Regions from separate parts of the Mus musculus genome. Here regions 1, 3 and 4 are each linked to region 2. Evidence: chromatin loops called from intact Hi-C (ENCODE). Cell type or tissue: heart. All regions are shown on one strand. Links, peaks and the distances in the headings refer to the core of each region. The heading gives the core; the rest is flanking DNA.

Region 1 (7,770 bases), core at 1,523-6,522, 330 kb before region 2:
CGAGGTTGTTAGCGCAGTGGTCAAAAATTCCTCTATCGCTGCACCACATACCAGAGCGAGCCTGCTTTCCTACCCTCCTGTGCCAAGACTGGCGGCCTCCAAAGAGCCACCCGAAAATTCGATCTAAAACGCTGTTCTAATGAGGCTGATCTCAGGCTCGCGCATGGCTGGCGCAGTGCAGACCGGGGGGGCTGCACAGCCGCGGCCTGCACTGTATCAGCACCGGGTTCACCCAGCGCTCCGTCTCCGCCTCGCCGGCGGCGGTGCTGGCACCGGCATCGGCTGCCCCAAGTTCACGCTTGCGCGACCCGCACGTTCCCTCGGTCCCAGCCCCAGGGAGCCGCACGGCAGCAGGACTAAGACCTTGATCCTGACCCGGCCGGGGATGCGTGGCCGGGCGCTCCGCGGCTCGCGAGGGCTGGGAACTGCAGCAAGTGCCGGAGTCACGAGCAGGGGGCGCTCAAGGGATGCCCCGAGTCAATACCGGGTGGGGCGGAAAGAGAAGGTCCTGTCACTCGCTGAACCATGGGCCCACTAGGGTAGCTCCCTAGAGGCTCGGTGTGGGCGAGAAGCCACCGGAGGGAGTGATGAGGTCCCCGAGGGGCGGAACAGCTACTCGCTGCTCGCTGGGCGCCTTCCACCGGCGTGAAGCTAAGTGGAGAGCGGCAGAGAATAATTTGCGTCCAAACGAGGGAGATTTTCCGGTCTGTAGGGAGGAAGAATTGGAACACATTATAACCGCACCCCCACCACACAAACGCCCACCAGAAGATGCAAAACCCCGTTGTCGTTATACAAACACGTGTGCCGGGGAGCCCACTATAACCACATCCCCACCACACAAGAGCCAAGACCCTTTTGTCGTTACACAAACACTTGTGCAGGGGCCAAGCAGATTCCTTTGCCAGAACACGTAGACACGAAGCGCCACCTAAAAAATCTGTCACTCATTAAACACAAAACCCGAATCTAGGACTGTGCCAGACACATTCAGGATAAGGCAGTCATGGGTGTTGTTTGCAACCTGACTTTCCTGACTGTACCCTTCAAGGCAGGGCTTGGTAACTCTCCCACTCCTCCCTAGAAATCCACTTACACAGCGCTTTCGTAGAGCACGTGGATTTTATTGAAGGCTTCTAGAGGAAAGCAAAGAAAGGACATGTACGCATAGGGCAGGGGGCACAGCCCTTCATTCGTCCAGAAAGTTCTTTCTTTTTGCCTGTTTGGCTGTTTCTTACGGCCCCTTTATTTGAGCAGCGTCTGAATCATGCCTACTTGAACCGCACCCCCACGCCCTTCCAAGAGACTTTGCCACATCTTCACCCGTTTGTGCAGAGAGGAGGGGGGGGGCTTGCATCTCCTAAATTGCTCACTGGCACGCACACTTGCTTACTCCAGGCAACCTGCTCAGCATTCCCTGCAGTTAGTCAACAACACCCCACCTCCACCGTCTTTCTCTTTCTTTCTGTAGGAGGAGATGGCTAGGCATCCTCGAGTGCATGCGCAGGCCAGAAGCCAATGCAGGTGTCTTCCTTTATCGCTCTCCATCTTGATTTTTTTTTCAATTTGCAATTCTTTGCAAACAATTTTATTTGTTTGCGTTTCCACGTGTCTGTACAGATTCACACCTGTAGGAGCCAGAGGACAACTTGTGGGAGTCATTCTCTCCTGACATGTAGGTCCTGTGCATCAAACTTGAGTTCTCAGGCTGGTGGCAATAACCTATGCCCATTGAGACATCTCATCAGCCTTGCCTTATTTTCTGAGATGGGGGGTCTCTTCCTGAACCTGGATCTTACCATTTTAACTAGACTGGTTGGCCAGTCAATCCGGGGAATCCACTCATGGCTGGGATTACAAGTACCATCAGCGAGTACTGCAGATATGAACTCTGGTCCTCACACTGACCCAGCAAATCCTTTTTACCCTCTGAGCTTTCTCCTCAGCTTCAGTGCCCCACCCCATCCCAAACCCCTGTCCCCTGACTCACACATGCCTTTTCCTATCCAACTAGCTTAGAAAGCCCTATGAGGTCATTCCTGCTTTGCAGCTAAGGCTGAAGAGGTTAAGTGACATCCACAGTCTCAGGTGTAATAAGTGACAGAGCTAGCCTGCCACTCAGGCATTCAGAATGGACGTCCCCTTTCCACGAGGCACACGGCATCTAGGAAAGGGCCAGATTGAAAAGCCACAGCTAGTGCAATGTCCTGGGTGCATCAGGGAGCAGCGATCGCTGAATGTGTGGTTTCCACATCAGAAGAATGTGCACTGTCCCTTGCTAAATTCTGTGACTCTCTGGCATTTGGACTAGAAGCAATGTTTCACAGATGCAGAGTTCTATCAGGGCAGGCATAATATCAAGCTTCAGAGATGGAAATAAGAGAATTGTGAACTGGAGGCCAACCTAGGCTACACGGTGAGACCCTGTCTAAAAACTAAAAACCACCAACAACATAGTAAGTAGTTATAGCAGAAAGATATATTGAATAACTTATGCACATTTGTATCCCTTCTTGATCACATGTAAATGTAAGGATGTGGCCCCATTTAACCCTCTCAACCCCACTTTTGGTTAAGACGGCAGTAGGCTGATTCCTCCTTTCGTACTGTGAGTTTTTCTCACAGACACTTCTGACATGTAGCACTTTAAACTATAGGTCTTTCTCACAGTCTCTAGGATTTGGGGCTAGCTATGAATATTAGATATAAGTGCTGCATAAATACTGCATGCATATACGTAGGATTTGTATGGTGGCATTTAGGTCCACACGTTCTTTCTTCTTACAGTTTTGTGTGTGGGCTTATGTGTGCACATGTGGAGACCAGAGGGCAACCTCGGCTATCCTCCTTAGCATTTTAAGACAGGGTCTCTTGCTGTCTGAGTAGGCTAGGCTGGACAGCCAGTGAACCCCAGGGGTTCCCTGCCTCTGTGTCCCCAGCAGTGAGATTACAAGCGCTCATCTTAAAGCTGGAGTTCTGGAGACTGAATGTGGGCTTTCAGGGCAAGTGCTTTACTGACTGAGCCATCTCTCCCCAGCTCTCCAAACCTCTTGCGTAGCTTATTTCATAATTAAAACCACTTATAAGCTGGGTACAGCTATTTTTCAAAAATATTTTTATTGTCCTTCTATTTTCTCAGCACTGGGGAGGTAGACACAGGAACTATTCAAGGACAGCCTAGGCTACATGGCAAGACCTTGTCCCAAAACAAAGATATTTTAAAATTGATGTAAAAGTTTAATGTTCATGCTTTGAAATGTATAAATCTTCACGTACTGTTTACTAACAAGTATATGAACTCACACAGACATTAACCACAGTCAGTCAAGATTCACAACATCTCCATTGCTCCAGAGGTTGCTTTCTGTCCATACTACTCAAAGAGCCCAGCACTCTGATATATAATATCATAGATTACTGCTGAGTGGCAGTCAGGTCCACGGTGTGGTGTGCCCTTCCTTATGCGTTGATAGACATTTGGCTACTGTCATACTGCTCTGAACATGGGTGTAGATCTTAATTTCGTCTGAATAAATACTTAGGAGTTTTGCTAGGCATAGAGTAAGCACATATTGAATTTTATAAGATACCATCAGATTAAAAAAAAGAGTTGTAATTTTAGTATTACTAGAAAAAAAGAAAAGAAAAACTGAATCCTGGACAGGTTAAATTACTTATCTAAGAATAACTTGCACAAGCATAGCGTTTTAGAGTTTCTCTAGTTAAGACTATTGTTTTAAAAAAGGAAGCCGAGAAAAGACAGTGGGGTGGTAGGAAGAGACAAAAACCGAGGGAAGCCACCTTTGAACTCTGTCCTGGGCGAGGTGATCTCCCCCACCCCCCACGTGCAGTCAGTGGTCGACTGTCCAGGCTGAGCCCTGGGGTTCAGCCACTCCTTGTCATCTTCTCGGTGTCCTGGGCCGGCCACTGCCTGCAGCCCACACTGTCAGCCCGGAAGCGGCGAGCAGGCACGCGCAGCAGCCAGCAGCCCTTTAAAGCCGGGACTCCGGGGCGCATGAGGCTGGAACATTTTCCAGCGCAGTTCTCTATCGGTCCTGCAGGGGGAGCCACGTCCGCCGCCAGAGGCCGGTCACCCGCGGCTTTGCATCTCTGAGCGAGCGGAGGCCCGGAGCCCACCCTGGCTTTTGGCGGGAGTATTTCAGAAGCCTGCGCGCAGCCTCCCATCCCAGCAGTCATCCCAGCGTGCGGCCAACTATTCTTTTTCGCTTTTGTCCTCTGAGTGCTTTATTTATTTATTTATTTATTTATTTATTTATTTATTTATTTATTTATTATTTTAAAGGACGCGAATCACATTTGTATGGTAAAATCAAACATCTCGGCTGAACTGTCCTTCGGCTGAAAAAGTACTGACTTTCAGATTCTAATAGAGTTGTCAACACTGAAACAGAAGTGGAGGAAAAAAGATTTTTAAATTTTGGTATTTTACCCAGATAGCCATTTGAACCAGAAAATGCCATGCTATACACAATGGGTAACTGACTGAGTAGAAAGCAAACACATTTTCATCAATAAAATGGAAACAGCCCCCACCCTTTAATCTAAAGATTCGCTCTTAGAAGGTCCAGTTTCGCTTGTCCTTTGCTCTAAATTTCGGTTTACTTGAAAGGAAGAAGTGGAAATCTTATGTGGCTGTTCTGAAAGGAAACAAACACCCACGAGGCCCCTTCATCGTAGCAGCTGTCCTCAGGTAAGTGGGAGCTGGTGATTTCATTGGGGAAACAGGACTGAGGGGTAGGAAGCAGGTGAGTGAGCCCTCCAAAATTCAATGTCACAAAATACATAATGCCACTACTGGTAACTGCACATTTCCCTAAGACTGTCATCATTCCTATCAGAGCTAATTTAACAGTTCTAGAAGGGACGTGCGGCTGTAATCCTAGCACTCAGGAGGCTGAGGCAGGAGAATATTCAGCGCAAGCTGATTTGGAATTTATTAGGTAGCTGAGATTGGCTCTCATCTTTCCATCTTCACTGGCTGAATACTGGGATTATAGGTGTGTACTACACATACGTGTAAATTGGTGAATTTTTTCCTGTTTTTTGTGTGTTTGTTTGTTTGTTTGTTTGTTTTCACTTTTGCTTTTGTTTTTCACCAGTTTCTCTGTGTAGTCCTGGCTGTCCTCTGGAACTCACTCTGTAGACCCCGCTGACCTTGAACTCAGAGATCCACCTGCGTCTGCCTCGCAAGTGCTGCGAGGATTAAACGCATGTGCCACCCTGCCTGGTTTTTATGTGTCTGTGTATTCTGACTCCCTGTATGTGTATGTACTGCATGAGCGTCTGGTGCTCGAGGAAGCCAGAGGAGGGGGATGAGTGCCTTGGAACTGGAGTTACAGATGGTTGTGAGCCACCGGACACAAGTGCTGAGAACCAAACCCTAAGGCCTCTACACGACCAGCAATGCTCTTAACCACCTTGTCATCTTTCTAGTCCTGACTGACTGGCTGGATCTTTAATTTTTTTTTTTTTTAAGTACACTGGGGATCAAATCTAGGGCTCTGTGCTTGTCTCCCACCACAGAGCTACATCCTCTGCCCAAATTTTAATTTCGGTTATCTATTTTGTTTTTTTTTTTCTTTGAGTAGCCCTGCATGTCCTGGGACATGCTCTGTAGACCAGTCTGGCCTTGAGCTCACAGAATCCTTCTGCCTCTACCTCCTGAGTGTTGGGATTAAAAGCCTGCCGCCACTACGCTTATTGTCCCTTTTCAAACAGACAATACATAACAACGTTCAAACAAACAAACAAACAAACAAAACAAAACAACCTTGAAACAGCAGGAAATATCAGCAACGTTTTCAACAAACCGCCCTTTCTAAAGCAACTCTCAGAACTGGGTGCCCACCCGCTCTCCTCCACGGCAAGTAAAGGGTCCACGGCCCAGTTTCTTCATGTGTGAACTTCTTTTTTGGCTAAATAGAATGTAGCATTATGTATACTGTCCATCTTGATTTTTCTCCATATTTATTTTGAGACAGGGTCTCTCTTATAGCCCCTGCTTGCCTGGAACTTCCTGTGTAGACTGTCCTGTGACTCACAGAGATTCGCCAAGCCCCTGCTCTCCCCAGCTCTAGGACGGAAGCCATAGAACATCGCCCAAGCCTCACTTCACAGAGAGCCACCCTACGTCACTTTTTAAAAATGATACGAGAGTATTCCCTTGCATTAATAAAGCACACATTAACTATCCAGGCTCTCATCTATGGACATTCAGGTTTTGCCCAGTGATTTTGCTATTACAAACGAATCGCAATGCCCACTTTGCACGTCATTTTGCACTTGCATTTTAAGGTAAGTTCCTAGGGCTGTAGTTTGTAGAGTAGCAAGCTGGGCACGCACACTTTTGAGTGATCCTCTCAAATCCTTCCCTGCAGGGGCTGTCCCACAGTGTTCCTCCCTTCCTCATCTGCTTGCCCAAGGAGTGTTATCAGAGGTTTAGCTTCTTGGCATATTCTTAGTTAAAGCATTTCTGGTTACTTTTATCTTAAAAAAATATGAGACTGAACACTTCTGTCTGCATTTAACACTCACTGCATTTCTATGTATGCTTATTTTTTTATTGTTAGCAGATTTGAACTATGGCTTTGCTTAGTCCTACGACATTTCATAGGTGGATTTGTTTTTTATGTTACAAGTTGCAAATATTTTTTCAAAAATTTGCATTGCTTCTCCCTTCATGCACACATATGGGGGTGGGGAGGGTGTCTTGTGGCTGTGAGTTTAGCACCATTTTGTGCTCCCGATGGGCCACACGCAAGCACGCACACACCCACTCAAGAGCTATCTGGATCTCAATGAAAGACAGACAGACACACAGACACACACGCATGCATGCGGGTGTGCACACACACACCAGTTAATTTTAAGTATGCTTTGACTAGCTCAAAGGCTGGAGACTGGCTAGCACACATTTCCCTTCTGTAATCCTGGTTTAACACCCTCTAATTCTATATTTTATCTTTGTTGCCCTGGTTCCTTCTGGGCGGCTCCCTAGTCTTTGACACTTCTGGGCGGTCCTTCTCGGGGCCGCATTCCTTCTCACCTGCATTTCAGATGATTTTCCTTCTGCAGCTCTAAATCTGATCTGTCTCCGAATTGTCGCGATTCTCACTTCCTCTCTCCTTCTAGTTTCTAGCTCATGCAAATCCAAAGGTCATACCTCAGTCTACCTGCTCTGCCACTAGCCATTGGCTTTTTGTTGATTGATCAAAAACCATTTGGGGACAAGGACCTTCAGTGTTTGAACACACAGATCCCTGATTTTGGGGGCCAGATTAACTCAAAGCATTAGAACCAATCCCCAACTGGGTTTTCAGAAGCTTGAGTGGCCTTGAACTCCCATTCTCTTGCTTGTCTCCTAAGGGCTGGGATTACAGGCATGTGCCACCATACCCACCTATATTGCCTTTGTGGGGTAGGGGGCAGGGTTTTTCTATGTAGCCCTCTGCAGGCCAGGCTGGCCTCAAACTCAGAGTCGCTCCTGTCTTTGCTTCCTGAGAGCTGAGATTAAAGCCGTGTACCTCCATTGCCCTGAATATTGCCTTTTGACTTGGTTGATTTATGGTTATTCTTGTCTTGTAAGGGCATTTTTCTTTTCTTTGTGTGTGAGGGTTGGGGGCAGGGAGAGTATACATATTAGTGTGTGCATTCTTATGTGTAAACCAGAGGTCAGCCTTGGATGTCAGTCTTCAGGCACTGCCCACTTTTTTTTTTTTCCCCCTTTGGACAGGGTTTCTTGGTTGTGGC
Region 2 (5,000 bases), core at 1-5,000:
GTGCCTTGCTCTTACTCTCCTTCTCTTATCTGAAAACTCGCACTGCTGTAGAGCAGGGGGTTGACAAAGGCGGGCCCAGCCATCTATTTTTGCTTGTGTCCATTAACCACACCAGCAGGTCCACAGCTAGACCAAGATGCCTCTTAGCCCTGCACATCTCAAAGTACCCTTCAGCAATCTCATTAACTTATCTATTTCTGTTGCTGTCTGAGACAATGTCTCACTGTGTAGCTCTGGCTGGCCTCGAGCCTCTGCCTTCCATGGGCTGGGGTTAAAGGCCTGAGCTGGCAAGTCAGGATCAAACCTATCTTAAAAATACATGCAGGAGACAAATTTCCGAATCAAATGAGGAAAATACAACTTAGTGTTCTGGAGATGAAAGCAGGGAAGGGACATTCAGTCTTCAACACTGATCTAAAATGAAAACCAACTTTAGAACTGGCATGCAGTGCGTCACTACTTGGTGAGCCTATGCTGGGAAGCCATTGGCGCTATGTAAGGTGTCTGACAAATTCCCAAGCAGACCTGAGAGATCACTTATTTCTGCACCAGGAGACTGCTCGGTGGTTTGGTTCTACCTTATCATTTAATAGATAATAATCTAAACTCAGTATACCATGTGGAAACTTAACTCTTCAAAAGACAACCGACTTTTGATAAACACAGCTGTTAAAAAGACTAACACCAATTGGTTAGAAAACTTATTCCTCTAAAGTGTTTCTATTTCTAAGCTAAGAAATGCCCTAAAGTCTGAGCAGGTCTATGTCTTATTTTCAGCTGGCCATTCCTTTCCCTGTCCTAGGTGCTCTGCAGACACTGAAGTGAACGCAGAGACAGCACTTGGTTTAAAAAACTCAGGTTGCCTACCACAGCAGAGTCCGCTGAAGAGAGAGGGCAAACTATTGGGATATGGAGGAACCCTGGAGGACCCAGTACTCACTCAGAGGTGCTCTGGCTAAGTTTCCAGAGGAGTCCATCCCAGAAGACATGGAGGTGCTCCTTGAACAGGAGTAAGTGCGCTAGGTCTGCTATACCCAACAGATCTACCTGAAATCACAAAACGCTTCATGAGCTAAAGTGTAAAGTGGCCTCTGCTTCCATTAGCAACTGATTTACACAGGGCTGAAAGCACTGACAGCTCTAGACCTTAGTAGATGTCCTTATCTGTACAGGACAGGGAGAAGAAGTGACCAGATCATTTAAGGATTACTATTATGACTTGGCCTTTTTGAGACAAGATTTCTCTGTGTAGCCCTGGGTGTCCTGGAACTCACTCTGTAGACCAGGCTGGCAATGAACCCAGAAATCCGCCTGCCTCTGCCTCCCGAGTGCTGGGATTAAAGGCGTGCACCACCACTGTCCAATTTAATGGGTTATTTTTAAGAGCCAACAACAACAGACTGTCTTTGTGGATTACCTGGATTACCAGGCATCAGGACACCTAGTGCATTTGCAGACTCCAGCTGTGATCTACTGTGGCCCACATAACCGCTTCAGGTATACACCATGTATCCAGTCAGCAGATATGTTTGCACACGACACAGTCATGTGAGACACTGCACACCCATCCTGGTGTCCTCACAGACAGCATAGCCTTTAATCCTCCCAAGTCTCATGTCCAAGGAACACAGGCTGCTGTCCTTACTGTACAGTGAGGGGCAAAGAGAATGACTGACGGGTGACACGGATGGCAGGGTACAGAAATGGCTGGAGCACTAAAGCCACTCAGTTCTGTATTTACATGTCTATATTTATATCCTTGGGCACTGTGACAGGAAGGACGGTTAACTGTAAGTCACATGGTGATACAGTATTTGACAGCAGGGACATCTAGGTGAGCGGGTGGCAGTAAATACCAGCTCTCATGACTTATCTAGACAACCAAGAGGTTAAGAATGCTTTCCATGAGCCGGGCGTGGTGGCGCACGCCTTTAATCCCAGCACTTGGGAGGCAAAGGCAGGCAGATTTCTGAGTTTGAGGCCAGCCTGGTCTACAGAATGAGTTCCAGGACAGCCAGGGCTACACAGAGAAACCCTGTCTCGAAAGACCAAAAAAAGAAAAAAGAATGCTCTCCGTATTTGTCCAGGCTTGTCTTCCACTTACATGGTAGGGAGAAGAACAGTTAGCCAGGATCTTTTGTCCTTCCAGGATCTGTGCAGTCCGAAAGCCACTATAGGCAAACGCATCCAGCTGCACCCTCAGGTCAACACTGTAGGAGAAGTCCATGATCCTCACAGCGTGATCGTCCTTATTTACATAGTCATAGGGGTCGTGGATTCTGAGGAGATTCAAGAGAGATAACAGAGACAGGCTGTGAGAGCAGCAGCAGAGCCCAGCTTTTTTTTCCTTTTTGAAAGGGCTGCAGGTGTATCTTAGCCTTGCCAACAGTGCCCTCCAGTGGTGAGCTATGAAAGTGCACACAGAGAGAAATGGCAAGGGTTAAGATTTCTTTGGTCACAGGTTTGAATAAACTCTATCTAACCTAAAACACAGTGCATGGCCGCCTCAGAACACTCTGAAGCTCTTACACTCCGCAGTAAGGTCGGGCATTACAAGTGAGTTCTCCCCACTCAGGTGCCACAGTCCTTCCCCTTTACTGTAACAGGTGGGCTTTCCAAGGAGCACAGGACCTGCCTACCTCTGCAGTGCAGGCAACAATCTAGCTCTGCTACTTCCAGGGAACTGCTATTACATGTCCTGTTTCAACTCAGCCAACACCATATTTTTACCTTACTTTTTTGTAACCTTATCTTTCACTTCATAAAATACTTCAAAACACAAACTTACTATCAAGTAAGTATATTTCATATATTAGTTATTTGCATGAATCTCTAGAATCAATGTGCCTTAGGAGGAAACACTCTTCCTGTCACAAACGACTTTAGCACAAGGATTTTACAATTTACAGACGCTCCCATTTTTCCTTTGCATAGATCCAACCTAATTTTGCTTTTATAAGCTATGGCCACTTAAAACATTTTTTTTTAAAGCTTGAGAGTGTTTCACAAATTAATAAGGAAGCATGGCCTTCCCTAGCTCTCGGCTTAGCTGCTAGTGTTGCCATGGGCAACACCTCTTCTCCTCCTCTCCCTCTCCAGGGATCAAGCCCAGGCTAGCAATCACTTTCCCACTGAGCGGTGCTCCTACCTCACAATCTCATTTTCCTCACAAGTTATGTACACAATAAACTAACTGGCTTCAAAGGTCGCTTTCCTGGAGGCTGGAGATGGCCCAGTGGCTAAGAGCCCTCACTGTTCTTGCAGAGGACCAGAGTTCAATTTCTATAATCCACATGGTGGTTTACAACCATCTGTAACTCCAGGGCCAGGGCATCCCATGCCTTCTCCTAACCTCTAATGGCATCAAACGTGCATGCGGTGCATACATGCAGACAAACACATATTAAATATATATAAATAATTAAAAGTAAAAGGCTCTCTGGAATTTAGTACTTATAACTCTATATACTATTTCCTGCCAATTTTGTTAAATAAAAGATAATGCCCTTTTACATTTTTTCTGGTGTTCAATTGGAGCCCAGGGCTTTACACATGCAAGGCAAGCCCCCCATCACCTATATGTTCACACACATAGCACCTGTATGTTCCCAGCACCTATAGCACATGGCAGCTTCACAACCATCTGTCATTCCAGTTCCAGAGGTGCTGACTCGTTCTGTCCTTGGTGGGTACTGGGCATGCACGTGGTGCAGAGACATACAAGCAGAGAAAACACTCTCTTATGCTTTCTTTTTAAGGCATAAATACAAGAATTATTTGGCAGCCAGCCCATTGGTTGAAGGAAATAAATGAAGGAAATAAAAAAGACCAACCAACCTGTTTCGTAGGATCAGACTCCGTGGACTCAAGTCTCCGTGTACTATTTCAGCTCTGTGTAGCTTCTCCACGATTGTCAAGAGGTTGTAAATAATCAACACTATTATTTCATGAGTAACAAATTCGCTGTGTTGGAGAAGATTCTGGAAACAGAAAGAGAGAAAACTATTTCTCCAGCTGTCACATCCACAGTACGTGCCTGGTGACGCTGCTGTGTGCATTCCTTTTGTTTCCCGCTGGAATGCAGCTGGCCCCCCGCTCCAGCTGAACACCGAGGTCTCCTGAAGGCTACAAGGACTTATGAGACTGTGGAGGAAGAGCATGAAGGAAAGGCAAAGATGCTGCTGCCAAGCTGGAAATCTTCTGATCCATGACATTTGTATGGTGGACAGAGAGAAAGGACTCCTGCAAGCTGCTCTAATAGCCACGTGCATGTTCACCTACATGTGCGCACACACACGTATACATAAAGTAGAACATTAAAAATTATGTTGGTAGCAAAACTTGAACACAGCAAAGAATAAAATGATATAATATGTCTATTTTCAAAGGTTTCAAGGGATGCAGTACAGGAAAGACAAGATTTTATTTTGCTTTAAATGAATTGATAATTAGTCTAGTTAGGTGACCCATTCATTTCTCCTCCCTGCCCCCTCCTCCCCATCTCTAAAGATAAAATGCTAAAATATATCAAATAGGTAACTGATCAAAGCAACTTGTGTAAGAAGGGATACAGCTCATGGCTGCCTAGACTGTACTGGGCTTTTGTCAATCCTCAACACTAAAAACCAAGCAAGCAAGCAAGCAACCATTACCTACGGAAAGAGTCATCAATGCTTTTACATTTTACTTGAATTTGTCTTTCTCTACAGATGGTATGTTGAGGCACACCTGTAATCCCAGCATTCTGAAGCCTGAGGTAGAAAAACTTCCATAAAGTCAAAGCCAGCCAGGTCTATGCACTTATTACCAAGCCTAAAGTCGGATCCCTAGAACCTATGCGTCAGAAGGACTGGCTTTATCCTCAGATCTTCACATGCATGCCGCACATGCGCGCACACACACACACACACACACACACACACACACACGCGCGCACACACACACACACACAGTGTTAAATAAATAAACATTAAAACTAGACTACTTGTTTTTTTTTCCTG
Region 3 (7,770 bases), core at 1,585-6,584, 93 kb before region 2:
CTCTCCTGAATTGCTCTGCTTGCCCTCACACTAACTTTGGCAGTCTGTTCTAATCTTCTGGCTCCTTCTCATTCTCTGGCTTGTTCTGTCTTCTCCTGTCTCTGTAAAACTCTCCTGGTAAAACCACCTCCTCTGTCCCCTCCTCTTTTCTCTGCACCACTCTCTTAAGTAGCTTCCCTTTTCTCTGTCTTCTCCTAAGAGTTAGGCATATCCCATTCTGTCAAAGCTTCTTCTGATATGTCAGTTTGTCTGCCACTCAATTAGACATCACTTTCAAACACGGGTGCTTTCTTCTACAAACTAACTTTACCTTCATTGTTGGGGATTAAATGTGTATACTAAGGGTGCATCTTATTTCAGCCAAAGGAACTAAAGGTGTGTGCTAAGGTTGGGCCACACCATGAGTAGAAATAGGTGGGGTTTTTTTTTTTTCAGTAAATAACACAATCTCAGGGTTCACGGTGTGATCAAATACCTGGTACATGTCACCATGCTCCCATCAGGATAACAATGGACTAAGCCACTGAAACTGTAAGCCAGCCCCAATTAAATGTGCCCAAGTAGATAGAATGACCTGCGCATCTGGCACAACAGTCACGTGAATGGCCGTGGTGGCCTAGATGGAGGCTATGCACAGGCATGTAAGTGATGGCAGCAGTGGCCCACCAGAATGGCCTCCCATACAGCAAAACAGACCTCTCTGTTACTTCCCGAACCAAATGGCCATGCGGTAACAAGTTGATTGCTGCATCTGTTTTGCTCTAGAACTGTTGGTATTTCACTCAACTCAAACTGACATGTTTTCGGGATATGGGGTCATATCGTCGATAATTTCTTTTTCTATTTTATCCTGATTTGTTCTCACTTTAGAAATGTTTTCTCTGAAGGGACACCCCATACACTCCCAGCCGCAAGGTCATCTCTATTTCTGGCATCTAGGACCCAGAGAATAAGGGCCACCCTTATGCAGGTAGAGCTTCGAGACACCTATGCTTTCCCACCTGGTCTAACAAAATGTTGCATGCTTCCTACATCCTGACTGTTATCTACCAAATGCTCCCCAGTTTATGCATTTCCTGTGGTAAAGCAACTTAAATAGAAATACACAAGTATTTCAGATGTGGCCTAATGATGCAGAGAATGGGGAGAGAATGAACGAGAATGGGGTGGCGTCTTCCTTGGTTCTAGGGCACTGGCTGCTCCTGGTACCAAGGAGTGAAGATCTGCAGACGTCCCAACTCCCGAACTGCCTTGTCCCCTCCTGAATCTCATTCTGGACCCTGATTCCAAGGGTCTGGGTGCAGCAGAGAACATGTCATGTTGGCAGGTTATTCTGGTGGAATTGCAAGACAGAGAGCTGCTAGGCTCACAGGCAGCTTCAATCCAACCACTCAAGAGCGTCCGCTTTTATTGGCAGCTCTGTCTTTTGACTCAGATGGAGCTGGCTGTCAGCAAAATCCCTGTTTTATTCACACATGCTTCTGCTAAGCCGACACTTCCCCCACCCTGTCCCCATACAGCCGGTGTCTTGGAGCCAAGCCTGGATCCCTCAATGAAGCCCTTTCATCTTACCTTGTGGGTTTGAGCTGTTGCTCCAGCAGAGTAGGTTGTGTTTGGTCCCAATTCTCCCCAAATATCCCTGTAATGACTAGCTTCCTGCTAGTCACAGAACCAAGAGGCCGTGGTTCTATCTGGGCCCTAATTAAAAAAAATAATAAAGGCTGGGGGATGGACCAAATTAGGAGTAAAGAGAGAAGCAATCGATTGCACCTAGGACATTTCCTATGTGTGATGCACTGTGCTTCAGAGACAGACATCAACTAATTTATTCTCCTCATCCATATGAAAACTGGCCCCTTTTACAGATGTATAAACAAAGGTAGAACAGCTAAGAGATGATGCCTAAACAGCACATACTGAGTCAAGTGTCATGTTTTTCTACCATCTGCATCTCTCACCCCCAAGGTGACCGGTGACCGTCTCTTGGAGACACACGTTGGCCCTCCTGATGGGAGTGGGATTTTTAGAACTGGAGCATTTGGGGCCTAATTAGATTCATCATCACTGAGCTGCCCTTTTGCTGGGAGCCCACAGCAAACTTCTGGGACTTGAAACAATCCGCTAGGGTCCTGGAACATGGATCAGGTAAGTTTGATCCCAAATGACACTTCAAAAGGAAACATACAGCCAGGAGTGGTGGCACACACCTTTATCCTAGCATGGAGGAGACAGAGGCAGGTGGATCTCTGTGCGTTCAGGGCTAACCTGATCTATGTAGTGAGCTTCAGGATGGCCAGGGCTACAACAGGGTCACACAGAGATAGCCTGTCTTCAAACCGAAACAAAAATCATATTTGAGACTGCTCCTTCTGATCTTTTCCATGATGACATTCCAGGTGGTTCTTCTGTCACCCAGAGGGGAGGGAGGGAAGCCGAACAACATCTGACTCTGAGAATTCTAGAGAATTTTTATTTATTCATGCATTTGGTTATGAGGTAGAATCTTATTGCATAGCCAAGGCTGCCTTCAAATGTGTGATCCTCCTGCTTCAGCCTCTTGAGTGTTAGGACTACGTGTATGTGCCACTATTCCTGGCTACAGAGAACTCTTTTTTTCAATTTAATTAAAAATTTTTTTAAAATTTTGAGTCAGAGCCTTACTCTGTGGCCCAAGCTGGCCACCAACTTGTGGCGATCTCCCTGCCTCAGCTGTCTGAATTCTGGGATTATAAGCCCAGTTTCAGAGGATGCTTGAAGCTTCTTGGTTGCCTTAGCACCTTGGCACCTGGTCCGTATTTTGTCTCTGCCTTCACTCACACTCAGTTTCCAGCACTGCAGTGGGCAGCTGATGCAAGGAGTTTCAGCTGATGACAGCTGGACTGGTATCGCCCTGGGTCCACATCTTCGCATCTGTCTTATTGGCTGTTGGGGTTGAGCTGAGAGACACATGGGAGGCTGTGGTTTGTTAATAAATTGAGCCCCAGTGCTGGTAACTATGAGTTCAGGCAGCTTGGAGACAACAGATTTCAAGACTACAGTTGAGGCGTCTCTAATTTGGTTTGCTCTGGGAAAGTGAGTCCAAGCACGTGATTCTTACAAACAGCTGTAGTGTGTGTGTGTGTGTGTGTGTGTGTGTGTGTGTGTGTGTGTGTGTGTGTGTGTGTGTGTGTGAAGCAAGTCAGTGAAGACACATGTAGAAAGAACAGCATGTGTACAATTATCCCTTGGTATATACATGGGTTGTTGGCTTCTGGGTCCCTGTATCCACCAGAATCCAAAGATATTCCTTATATAAGATGGTATAGCATTTGCATATTGCCTACCATACCTTCCACATTCTGTAAGCCATATTGAGATCCTTATGCCTGATATGTAAATGCCATGAAAATACTTATTACCCTGTATTATATAGAAAGATACTGACAAGAAAAACATGTCTGCATGTTCAATACAGATGCCATTTTTACCATTAAAAAACTATGAGGTTGGTTGACTTTACAGATGCAGAACCTATGGGTTCAGAGGCTAACTCACTGAGAAGGAGTAAGAAAGGGACAGACATAGTGGTACATGCCTGTGCTTCCAGCACTGGAGAAGCTGAAGTGGGAGGGGGTGTCCTAGGTCAGGCTGGGAGCATGGGAAGTTGGGACCTAACCTTGGGAGGCAGCTGGTGAGCATAAGCTCTGTCCCCAAAGCTCCCACATGATACTGCTGTCTCAGTATCGCAAATGGAATATCTACCAGCATCCTCCTAGAGTGGCTGCTTCCCCTGGGCCCATCCCTTTCCCTTGCAAGCTCAGGGACATCCCTATGAGGTACCTGTATAGTGAGGTATTCCCACTATACAGGTGAGAAAGATGAGGTGCTTTAAAAGGTGAGCATCACCAGATAGACTTACTCAGTAATTGGCTGGGTTCATAGAACAGTGTGTGGAAAACAGGCTTCAGAGGATGCCACAACGGATCCCTCTCCATGACAGGAGCAAAGTAGCCATTGCCCCCAACCCAATACACAAGGTGCCTCCCTGTTCCTGAATCCCACTGCATCAGGTGAGAAAATTATCCACCTGGCCAGTAATTCTGGCACCTGAAGATAAGAGTTTAGCTTCCACCCCTGAACTTCTCTGGTGAGCAGATTGGAAACCCAGTCACCCCATGAGTCCAGTGCCACCAGTGAGCTGGGCGAGCTGGGATTGGGACTGGGACCTCCTCCCCTCTGCACCCCTGCAGAGACAGCTGTTGAGTGTAAGCTCCCTCCCTGCCTGCAGCCCACAGCTCCCACCTGTCAAGCGCAGTGACACAGATCTACCAGCGACTTCCTGGAGTGGCTGATTCAGGAGTCTGCCTCTTTCCCTATCAGGCTCAGCTTTCCCATGAGCCCAGCAGGGGGCATCCTTGCCCTTCCACTCTCCACCCTGGGGGGTTAGATTGGCCTCCCGCCAAGGGGAAGCCTTCCAATCCACAAGGCCCAAGAGTCAGTCCAAGGCTAACTTCCCAAATGTATTCCTGAGACTTCTTCTCTTCCTTCAGCCACGACCACTCTACTATTATTGACATTACGGTTTTTTTTTTCTTCCTTTGTCAACTTAATATTTTTAAAACTTGAACTCCAGCGTTCTAACAATCTTCCAGCTTGTCCCCCAAAGAGCTGTGACTACAGACGTGTTTTGCCATGCTGGGCAATGTATATATATTTTTAAAAGAGGAAACCCCTCTTCAGTAAAGGTCTTTCAAATAGCTTGCTGCTCTTTTGGCTGGCATCCAGATTTAGCAGGTGAGCGCCACTGATGTTACTACAGTCAGGAATCCCAGAGCCTGTCCAGGGGATGCCATCAATGGGTATGGATATAAAGTTTCTCTTCTGTGGGCTTAGGGCCAGAGATGGAAGGTGCAAAGAACCCAGAATTCTTTGAAGGAGGAACAGAGACACCCCTCCTCCCTTCTAGGCTTTCTTCCAGGCCTATGGCTGCAGGCAAGACAGGAAGGAGGAACTTGGAAATGGGGACTAGCTCCGTGCAGGTGACAGGTGTAGGCTTTGGGAAGGGGCAGGGATTTCCCTTGCAAAATTCATTCAAACAGACAGGAAACCTGATCCCACAGAGACAGCCAGATGTGCAGGGGCTCCCAGGAGTCTCCCAGGGAGATCCAAGGCTGAAGGCAGGGCTTGAGGAGAGACACTGAGGGAGGGGTTGGAACACCTGTCACCTGCAGGAGTTTGGGAGCCGGTTTCCAGGCCGTTCATTCAGATCTGGTCTTAGAATTGCTTTTCTGGGGACAATTAATTTCTAAGCTAGCTTTCTTTGAGAAGTTCACTACTTTTATTGGGGGTGGGGTGGGAGGTGGGCAGGCTCTCTTGTAGCCTAGTCTTGAACTCCTGACCCCATCCCTCTAGTGCCAGAGACCCACAGTTTACCTTTTGATTCTCACTAACCCTAACTAACCTGTTCATCTAAACCTGTTCTCTCTTGCCCGCCCCTACTCTCATGCACTGGCTCCTAGCCAGTAGTTCCAGGGCCTGGAGAGGGTAGTTCACAGTTGTCAGGGGTGGCACACAGACCCCTGATGGGACCTGTTGCAGAAGGCCAGGGCCTCAGAGGGGAAGGAAATCATGGGTTAAGCTTCTAGCCTCCCCAACGGTGCTAAGCCATTTGATAAGAGTGCATTATTAGGTAAGAGGAAGTGACTGGGGCCTGAGCTGGGCTGGAACTGAGCCTCTGGGATAGATATGGACGATGTAAGGATCACAACACCTAGAACCGAACTGGGTTAGAGTGGGCTAAACCCTGAACAGGGGGCTAGAGCAGGCTCTGGTCTGCCTCTCAGAACCTCTCTCCTCCAGGATCTGTGTGTGAGGCAACACAGTGCATGAAGGAACACTCCAGTGCTGGCGGCAGCAAAGGGCCTCTTAGGCTGTGAGGCAGCTGCTGGGCAGTGGAGTTTTTAGGTATTCATTGAAAGGTTCAAAGATGCAGAGAAGTGTCATGGGTGAGAGGCATACTGCCTCACCTGGCTCTCATTTTCATGGGGAGGAAGCACTGAGAAAGAGGAGCTGGGTGTCCGAGAGACTTTGCTTATTCAAAACACTCAGTGCCAGCTGGGACCCGGCCCATCCCTGACTCCCACTTCCAGATCCCGCCCTCTGAGGACAGAACCCCTGCTCTGTGGAGGACCCTTTTCCTAAAGAACTGTTTGTGTTCTTGCCTCAGCCCAAGGCTCAGGAATGGTATCTCCCACCCCCCTCCATGATATATCACTTTCTTCCATTGGCGGGGGGGGGGGGTGTGTAAATCTGAGTAAAGCCTGTCTTTGTAACGGGGTCCTGGCCCCAACATTTCTAGATCTCATAGCCCGCCCCTCAGTTCACAGCAGCCCAGAGAAGGAAGCCCAGAGCAGGAAGTGCTGAGGCAGGGGGTGGGGGAGGAACTCCCAGGAGGGGAGCTCAGCCCCCTTGGGCAAAACAGCTACTGCAGCCCCCGGCTTCAGGAGGAGGAGGAGGAGGAGGCTGATTTACAAGGCAGATCAACTGGGCCCTGGCCTGAAGCTCTGAGTCCTGCATCCAGCTACTGCCACCCCGCAGGCTATAAGAGCACCCGACTTCCGGACCAGTACTGGGCGGGTGCCATGTGAGCCTAGCCTAAGCTTCCTCTCCTGTTCACCCTTCTTCCTTCTCTTCTCCTGTCCCCTGGAGAGGTTTGCCCAACCTCTCCAAAGAGGGACACTTGACATCATGTCTTTGCTCAACCCTGTTCTATTGCCCCCTAACGTGAAGGCATATCTGAGCCAAGGGGAGCGCTTCATCAAGTGGGACGATGTGAGTAGGGTTCGCCTCCCCCCCCTCAAATCCCCAGCCCCCGGGACGGTGGGGGCTGGGCTGCTTGGGAGCTTTGCAGAACGGAGGGTTGGTTTATGTCTTCCCAGCACCCAGGCGCCTATGTGTCTGTCACAACAGTCTATCTAGATAAACAAGTCTGGGGTGAGGGTGGGTGCTCCTGGCTGCTGTAGGGAAGGAAGCCTCTGTGTTTGGGAATAAGAGAGGGGGCTATGTGTGTTTGTGTGTGTGTGTGGGGGGGAGTCAGAGTCAGAAATCTTTGGACCTGATTTGCCCTTTTCAAATCCCCGAAGATGATAAAGGTTTGTTTCTAGTAACTTCAGTGTTGGTAGGGGGAATGCATGTCCCTCTCCTCCCACCTCAGCTGAGATCAGGAAGAGAGGTCAGTCAGGTCCTCTTCCCAGCACGGACACCCCAAATTTGCTCTGGCAGGAGGCCCATAACCAGCTGCACCATCCCAGTGTGCAGAACAAACTGTGTCCTGTCCCAGGGAAGCCATATTCTATCTCAAGCTACTACTGTGGCAAGAGTTACAAAAGGGCCGTGGATCCAGTTGAAAACGGGAGGCTCAAAGACTGGGGTCTGAGAAGGAACTTACTGACTTCTGCTTCCCCCATGGTGGCTCAGCTCAGCTCAGCCTTCTATTACCTGCCAACCTGTCATCCGGCCGGGGAGGGAAGACCATCTGCACCCCAGCCCAGAGTCTGCGCCTTCCTAACTCGTCTCTGGTCCTTCTGGGCTGAAGACACAGCCACTAACCATAGAATCTTTTGGTCTAAGAAGAATAAAATGAGAACTGTCACTCAGAGAGGGATAGGCCTCCTTAAGAGTGCTCTAGCCTGGCCTCAGGAAGGCCTGATGTTCTCAACAGCGCATGACATTTAGGAGGTCACCTACAATTACTTCAGCTCCCTGGATTGGCTAGTCTAGTTTCTCTATGAA
Region 4 (7,770 bases), core at 1,190-6,189, 62 kb before region 2:
TGAGGCCATGCAGGCCGGCAAAGTGCACTTGGCCCGTTTCGTGCTGGACGCGCTGGACCGCAGCATCATCGACTGCCGCGCAGAGCAGGGCCGGACGCCGCTTATGGTGGCCGTGGGGCTGCCGGACCCCGCGATGCGCTCGCGCTTCGTGCGACTGCTGCTGGAGCAAGGTGCAGCCGTGAACCTGCGGGACGAGCGGGGCCGCACTGCACTCAGCCTGGCCTGCGAGCGAGGCCACTTAGACGCCGTGCAGCTCCTGGTGCAGTTCAGCGGCGATCCGGAGGCGACGGACTCGGCGGGCAACAGCCCGGTGATGTGGGCGGCGGCGTGCGGCCACGGGGCGGTGCTGGAGTTCTTGGTGCGCTCTTTCCGCCGCCTGGGCTTACGCCTTGACCGCACCAACCGGGCGGGCCTCACCGCACTGCAGCTGGCTGCCTCCCGCGGCCACGGGACCTGTGTGCAAGCCCTCACCGGGCCTTGGGGTCGGGCAGCCGCTGCGGCAGCGGCCCGGGGTTCCAACTCCGACAGTCCCCCTGGCCACCCTGCCCCGGCGCCCAGCCCAGAGCGGCGACGACCCAGTCCCCGTCGTTTACCGCGCCCTCTTTTGGCACGGTTTGCGCGAGCTGCCGGCGGCCACGGTCACGGTCACGGCCATGGCCACGGCCACGGAGGCGAGCTTGCCTCTGCTGGCAAGGGCTCGGTCCGTTATAGGGCACAAGGCAATGAGAGACCAGAGTTGGGCCGGAGCATGAGCCTAGCTCTGGGTACCATGACCGAGGAGGAGACAGCACGCCTTAGGGCAGGAGCTCTGATGGCTCGACCAAACTCACCCCAGTCTTCGGGGAGTGGGCGGTGGCGTTCGCAGGAGGTGCTGGAGGGAGCGCCACTGGCCTTAATGCAAGCCCCGGTCGGCCTTAGTCCTCATCCCGAGGGCTGCCCCGGCTCTGGCCGCCTGGGTTTGCGCCGACGGTCCACAGCTCCAGACATCCCCAGCCTGGTCGGGGAGGCTTCAGGGCCTGAGAGTGGCCCAGAATTAGAGAACAACGCTCTGCCTTTCTCAGTGCCTGGGCCAAAGCCTTGGCAGGCGGGCACAGAGGCTGTGGTACTGCAGGCTCAGCGGTAAGGAGCACGAAGGTCGCGCCCTGTAAAGTTCACTCTGTCTCTAGCTACTGAGATGTCTCCCATTCTTCCAAGTCCTCCCTTTCTCTGCAGTTTTCTGCCCACCCTTTGTCCCCACTGCTAAAGGGAGATTTCCTGTAGTCCTCCACCAGATGTAAGAAAGAGATCCCATCTTTTTGCTCTTTGGTATTTCCCACGTAAATCTCCCACCTTCCTCCAGCTTGATTTCCTTGTCCTGGGGGAAAAAGGAGGTGTGAACAACGGCTGCTTCTGTGGGCTTCAGCTTTCTAGCCGGAAAGGTGGATGGCTCAGGCCCAGCCCCAGCCTTGAGGTTCAACTGCCTAGGCTCGGTACCCGCAGCATCCCTTGCCTATTTTTAACTTTTCCTATCACCTTGGCAGCCAGGTAACGGCAGAGCTGGCTTCGGAAGAACAAGGGCCCAGGCGGCTGTGCCTGCTGATGCTGACCATAATAGTTTGACAAACTACCAAAGTCTCCCTTCCCTGTAAGTGTTGGAAGAAAGGAGGAACTAACGTGGCCACGTAAGCTTTTTGGACAAGAGGGCTGATTATGAAGGAATCCAATGGTTAAGGTTTTCTGAGGCAGAGACTCAAGGCAACAGGAATATTTTGAGACGCAATGCCCCCTTTAGGTGTTTACCAGCTTTCCCTTCTGGGAAATCAACTTCCTTTGACTCTGTCTCAGTCAAGACTATGGGATCTAACTTCATTGATACTGGTGGGTCACTGCTTCCCCAAGCCCCTACTAACTCTTGGCTTCTGGGCCTGCTTGACCCCCCAAATGATTGCGTTTGAATTTCATCTTTGAGGATCAATGTTTTCCCTTCTCCTGGCCCAGCCTTACTTATATTTCCACTTAGTCCCAGAGGCCTGAAATGGAAAGGACATAGCACCCCACCCCCTCCTTCCTCCCAGCTCCCCCATTCCACACGTGGGTGCTCCAAGAGGGTGGAACAGCTAGGAAGGATTTTTGCTTAATTGTATTTCTCCCAACCCTCAAAAGAACTCGTGTTTTGAGCCTTTGTGTATGAAGCAGAAAGCAGCAGGTCTGATCCGAGGCTTAAGAACCTGACAACGTCTCTTTAAATAGCACCTCAGCGAGGGGGATAATTGACTGTAGTGTTTGCCACGTTAAACGGCGACGGGCGCGGGAGTCGAGAGCCCACACGAACTGCAGGTCCCGGTCTAAATTACATCAAACTCCCGAGAGAGCATAGGAGGGGGCTGCTAAACGTCTCCTGCTTCTTGCTGGGCTGTTAATGGAGGGCAGGGCAGATGATGGATGCTAGATCAAGACCAAAGACCCCTGCCTGGGCCCCACCGCGTGGGATGCTGGCCCAGCCCAGCTTCCAGCTTTTATTACTGGGCAGATTAGTGAGTCAGAGGCAACTGTGGAGAAGTAGTTAGGCCCCCTCCCCGCGAAGTCTTTTGTCCTCTCCATCTCCGCCCCTGCCCTCCAACACTGTACCTCCTCAGAGAGAAGGCGAAGAAAGGAGTTTGACAGATTGCATGCTCTACGACCCCAGTGTCAGTGCTAACTCCTGGTGGAAAATCTGTACCAGCAGGGTGGGGTAAAAACTCCTGCTTCAAAGCAGTGAAGGTTTTCTGGCCGTGATAGTACCTCGGGTTTCTAGTTGTGAACCCCGAAGAGTGAGCATTTAAGTCCCTCACTTGTCTGCGATAAAGTCTTTGAAGACGTTGATCTTTGTGGAAGATCGTCTTTGTGGAAAGGTTTCTCACCAGTATCTCTGAGAGAACTTCCCAGAGAGAATGCTGGTGCTCAGAAACTGGGTCTGCGGTTGAAGCGTAGGAAGTCGGAAACCAGTTTTTGCAGGGGCCAGAGAGCTCCGCAGTTCCTGCCCTCCCTCGCTAACGTCCGAGGCCGCGCGCCAGCCCACATTTGGGACCGTGATCCTTGCTGCCCCCTAGTGGCACCTCTGCATTCTCCCCGCTGCGCCCCGGGAGCTCAGACTTGGCTTTCTTCGGGAGATCATTGATGTGTAACTTCTCCCTCTGTGTGCTTTTTACCCATAAAGCGTGTTCCTCTTGTAAAATATTAAATCCGGATACTTGAAGTCACTTCACTTCAATGAAGTGAGGAACAGTGAACAAGGAAAGTCAGCACTGGGTGTGGTAAGAAGTGCTCAGAAGCCCAGCAAAGACCCCTTTACCAAGAACCCCAAGTTATTTTGCAAGCTAAGGCTACTGTTGGAAGATCGCCTGCTGTCTTTAGAACAACTGGAGCTGCCAACCCTTATGACTTCTGAGCCTTGACCTGACCATTTGTGTTGTCTTACGACAGTTGCTATTCATTCTGGGATGATCTCTCTGCCACCCCACCCCACCCGGACACACACAGACACTCCTGGCCTCTGTCCCACACACCTGCACACATACACCTGCCTTTTCTCACCCCGAGGGGCAGACGAACAGTATACCACAGTGTCTGAAAAGTCAGAGGAGGTCAGGGCTGGGACACTCCAAGTGAATAGTGTTTTTCCTCTGACCCTTCGTCCCTCACATTCTATTTTCAACTATGTTTACTTTTAGTGACTTTTTTAATGGTGTAAGGATACAATTTTTTGGCTTACAAGCACCGTGGCATTTGGCTCACACATTGTGTCAGGGGTGCTGCCAACCATCCAGTGTCACTGATATGTACCCTGTGGGAACGTCACTTTGGTCAGTCTCTGTTGGGTAAATGATTGCTCTTGTCTGTGGTCTGTGGAGTTGCTGGAACATGGGTGGTTGAAAATGGTTTTTCTGATACACTGTAGATCTTTCCCATCTCAACTGAGTTGTGGGCCTTGTTGTCTGCCCTTAGCCTTAGCTAAGCCTTAGCAGGCTCTGTACAGAACTCCAGCACACTTCACTCGCTCTGGACTTCCTGTTAGCTCTAGGTATACTGAGGCTGTGGTCCTCCCTCGTCCCCTCCTGCAGTAGGAAAAGACTTTGCTGCATATTCTGCCTTTCCTGTTATTGTCGTCATCATCGTCGTTGTGAAGAGTCAGTCACCCCAGCCACTGGCACTTAGCGCTGGTTGGTGTGGAAGGGTATGAAGGACGTTGGCACATGCATTTGGAGCGATGTGCTGAAAAAGACTGGCAGGGGAGGCACAGCTAATAAACCCAGTGTTGTTGCATTGGAGACCTGGCCTCTCTTTGCCTTCCTGCTCACTGCTGCCTCTTGGCTTCCTTTGAAAAGATGGAAGCACACACTTGATTTGGAGGTACTTCCTACCTTCATCAGCCCTGGCCATGGCCATTCTACAAGTCATGGGGGCTGCTTCTCAATGAACCAATGAACCGCTGCTGGGGCTGGGGCTGGGGCTGGGGCTGGGGCTGGGGCTGGGGCTGGGCCTGGGCCTGGGGCTGGGGCTGGGGCTGGGGCTGGGGCTGGGGCTGGGCCTGGGCCTGGGGCTGGGGCTGGGGCTGGGGCTGGGCCTGGGCCTGGGGCTGGGGCTGGGGCTGGGGCTGGGGCTGGGGCTGGGGCTGGGGCTGGGGCTGGGGCTGGGGCTGGGGCTGGGGCTGGGGCTGGGGCTGGGGCTGGGCCTGGGCCTGGGGCTGGGCCTGGGGCTGGGGGGGCTGGGGCTGGGGCTGGGGCTGGGGCTGGGGCTGGGGCTGGGGCTGGGGCTGGGGCTGGGCCTGGGGCTGGGGCTGGGGCTGGGGCTGGGGCTGGCTCCTTGCTCCAAGTTAAGTGGTTTCAATGAGCACTGTTTTGAGTATAGAGCTCAGAAAAGGAAGATTGGAATCACTGTCGGAGTAAAAGTTAAAAGATATTTTTGCCACTTCCCAACCCCAGGGCTAGAACCCAAGTCTCTGGTCACTTCCCTACTCTTTTGAAATGTCAGAGTCCTTCAGTTTTAAGAAAGGAACATGGGCTGCTTTCGGGGAACTTTCTATGGGCAGCCTGAAGACCAGGAGAAGGGAGAAACCAACCTTGAATGAGGCCAGTCTCTGTGGCCTTGGGTTGCTAGGGCCCTCCCCCACACCTCCGCCTGGTGGCTCCTCGGCCCTGACCAGAGCCTTCTTCGCCCTTTCTTCCAGCCCCAGGGCCTTCCACGTCCCGGCTCCTCCTTCCTCGGCCCTCATTCTAGGTGTCCAAGCCAAAGAAGCTGGGTGATTTGTGGATTCAAGTAACCACAGAGGAGCCCTACCAGGCACCCACTCCAAGGGCATCCAGTTCCAAGAAAGCCTGGCTCCAATCCCAGAGAATGAAAAACCCAAAGGTTCGAACATTTAGTTTAATTTAAAACAGGCACAAGTGCAAACAAGTCACAAAAATGTCTAGGGAAGGATGCTTTTGTTTTTTTAAAACTCTGACCCTTAAAAAAAAAAAAAAGACCTTGCAATTTTTTTTTTTTTTTGCCCTAATGCAGGTCATCAGGGAACAGAGGAGTCTAAAAATATTATCTGGATCGGGTCCAGACACTAGAGTTCTTCCTTGGCATTCCCTGTCTCACAACAGCCAGGAAGGTGGGAAGGGAGGGAGGTCAAGGAGGCAGGGAAGTATCAACAGGACAGCTGGGGCAGCAGGCTCACAGAGGAGGTGCCCATCCCTCGCTCGGCATGAGGGACCCCCTCCGGGAGGTGGTTCACCTTTCTGTCCCAGCCCAGGGTTCTGAAAAGGAGGGGTCCCTGATCTGGCCGCTAAGAAGTTGCTGACAGGTAAAACAAAGTTTATTCCCTTACTATTCCTGCCTCAGTATGGGAGAAACTCAGAAACTTTGAGGGCCCCCAGCATGTGTTAGACTTGACATACACACACCCCTTCCCTGTTTAGGTAATAACATGAGACTTGAGAGGCAGAAAGCCAGGTCCAAAAAGCAGATTCCTTCAGAATGGAGCTTGGTAGAAAAGAGGTGGACAGCTCTTCTGAGGCTCTCTGTGGGTGACTGGAAGGACCTGGGCCACTGGGGGAAGTTTACACACACACACACACACACACACACACACACACACAGAGAGAGAGAGAGAGAGAGAGAGAGAGAGAGAGAATGTTCTCTACATCCTGGACAATGGAACCACGTTTACTGCCAACCCCACTCTCTCTCAGAAGATTCCCCCCTGGCTGCTCTCATGGTCTACACACAGGCTATTCACAGTTCCGTAGAGGTTTTCTAGGGCGAGGCAGTGCCAGGGAACAGACAGGAAACAGGTGCAAGTGGGGCTTCCAGAAGTCAGACCAGAGGAGGAAGAAGGATTCAGGCAGCGAAATCCTTCCCCGTGGCCCTCTGGGACTCCAGGGTTTGAAGCTTCAGTTGAGAATAGCAAGTGTCCATGTGGAGATGGAGCATGCACCCTCTTGGTTGCCCCAGGTCACTGTGGACACTGCCTTTAAAAATCTGCAGCAGCCTGTCGGCTTTGCTGGCTTGCGGCCAAGAGCACCACTCTCCGCGTTTCTTAGAAACATCCCTGTGCAAATAACAAAGGGCCAAACCTGCAGAAGGGGTCACTGTCATCCCAAAGGCAACTGGGACTCTGGGGAGTGAAACCAAGGGGGGCAGGTCCGGCCTGGCCCAGCGGGCAAAAGGGCAGGAGGGAAGGTGCGGAGCTTCACATTCGATCTTTGGAGAGAACACTGAGAGGGCAAGGCGGGTAGGCCTTGCCAATGGAACGGCTGTCCAGTGTCCTTTGCCTGTGGGCACAGGTGGCAGGTGCACCCTGGGTGCGGGCTCAGCAGGTGGAGGTCTGCTTGCGGTAGAGCTGTATCAGAGGCACCAGACACTCAGGCAGCCCCGTCTGCAGCAGAAACGGGTGATCCAGAAGCTCCTGGGCCGTGGCTCGCTCTTGGGGTTCCCGTACCAGCATCCGATCCAGGAAGTCTCGCAGCACTGGAGAGACCTATGGAACAGAACCGTGAGGGGGTGAGGGGAAGCCATGGCTCGCAGTCACTTCTCGGCGGCCTGATTGCTGGGCCCCCACTAGCTCCACACCTCATCTTCTCTGCTTTCTTACTTTCTGGTTCCTCCCAGGCGCACTGATGATTGGCTTAGGAGGCAGGAGAAGGAGGCCAGTTCACCTGTTATGAGAGCGGCAGAGCAATGAATGGGATGAGGATGTCTGGAAGTCTGGGTGGCTGGGTTCCACACACGGCCCACTCCCCCTGCCTGCTTCTCGGGGCTCTTGGCTTTCAGGCTCTGCAGCTCTGCGAAAGGGGCATGGAACTGGCATCAGCGATCCAGTTCCTCATCTACCGGGCTGCCTGGGGAATGCTACAGAAGGCTGCCCCCCTGGAGCAGTTAACTAACTAACGGGTGCTCTTTGAGACCTGCTCATCTCAGGCTTCGCAGGGCAGTCTCCAGGGACCAAGCTGTCTTAGAGCCTGTTAGAAACCGGGCATCAATCCTCTGGGGCATTTTTTAGCTTTGGCCACTAGGTGGCAGTACCATTTAGCTGTCTGTCCTGTGGCAATCTGGCAGCAGGGGAATGGATTTATTTGGCAGGAGAGAGTTAATTATAATAAGTATAGATACTGGGTCTAAGGCGCAAACAGTGGCTCAGCTATGATCGAGATGTGTCATACAGGAGGACAAGCCCAATCATGTGATGGCACTGTGTTGGTATGGGCCCCAGACAAGTAGAATGGAAGGATTTGTACTCTGGATTCCTCCTTGGGAGACAGCTAGGGC

What was found. Peaks named below come from ENCODE experiments on the same cell type or tissue, not always from the same donor. Only the 100,000 strongest peaks of a DNase experiment are listed, where the experiment ranks them.
Region 1: a loop joins it to region 2, with 4 times the contacts of the local background. A loop is called at or near these places in 8 of 42 quality-filtered maps.
Region 3: a loop joins it to region 2, with 7 times the contacts of the local background. A loop is called at or near these places in 17 of 42 quality-filtered maps.
Region 4: a loop joins it to region 2, with 6 times the contacts of the local background. A loop is called at or near these places in 25 of 42 quality-filtered maps.

The regions. Positions count from the first base shown.
Region 1 is chr2:118,969,146-118,976,915 of GRCm38, reverse strand. No RefSeq gene overlaps it. Among named protein-coding and RNA genes, the nearest start is that of Gm39914, 15 kb to the left of the region's middle. In heart, for the core only: a CTCF peak has its summit at 4,060 (motif pointing right); a DNase peak (open chromatin) is centred at 4,025; H3K4me3 peaks cover 625 bases; H3K27ac peaks cover 528 bases; H3K27me3 peaks cover 1,620 bases.
Region 2 is chr2:118,635,680-118,640,679 of GRCm38, reverse strand. Bub1b (BUB1B, mitotic checkpoint serine/threonine kinase) reads right to left here. Exons shown (of 23, transcript NM_009773.3): 20 at 3,838-3,980; 21 at 2,105-2,279; 22 at 941-1,047. Among named protein-coding and RNA genes, the nearest start is that of Pak6, 25 kb to the left of the region's middle. In heart, for the core only: a CTCF peak has its summit at 2,417 (motif pointing left); no DNase peak of the experiment used is centred there.
Region 3 is chr2:118,727,278-118,735,047 of GRCm38, reverse strand. It overlaps Plcb2 (phospholipase C, beta 2), which reads left to right and starts at 6,610. Exons shown (of 32, transcript NM_177568.2): 1 at 6,610-6,810. The coding sequence starts at 6,727. In heart, for the core only: a CTCF peak has its summit at 4,380 (motif pointing right); DNase peaks (open chromatin) are centred at 4,367 and 6,517; H3K4me3 peaks cover 258 bases; H3K27ac peaks cover 851 bases; H3K27me3 peaks cover 2,827 bases.
Region 4 is chr2:118,695,619-118,703,388 of GRCm38, reverse strand. Pak6 (p21 (RAC1) activated kinase 6) reads right to left here. Exons shown (of 11, transcript NM_001033254.3): 11 at 5,369-6,982. The coding sequence ends at 6,815. It overlaps Ankrd63 (ankyrin repeat domain 63), which reads left to right. Exons shown (of 1, transcript NM_001081971.1): 1 at 1-4,286. The coding sequence ends at 1,123. Among named protein-coding and RNA genes, the nearest start is that of Ankrd63, 4.5 kb to the left of the region's middle. In heart, for the core only: a CTCF peak has its summit at 3,085 (motif pointing left); a DNase peak (open chromatin) is centred at 3,018; H3K4me3 peaks cover 1,315 bases; H3K27ac peaks cover 818 bases; H3K27me3 peaks cover 3,823 bases.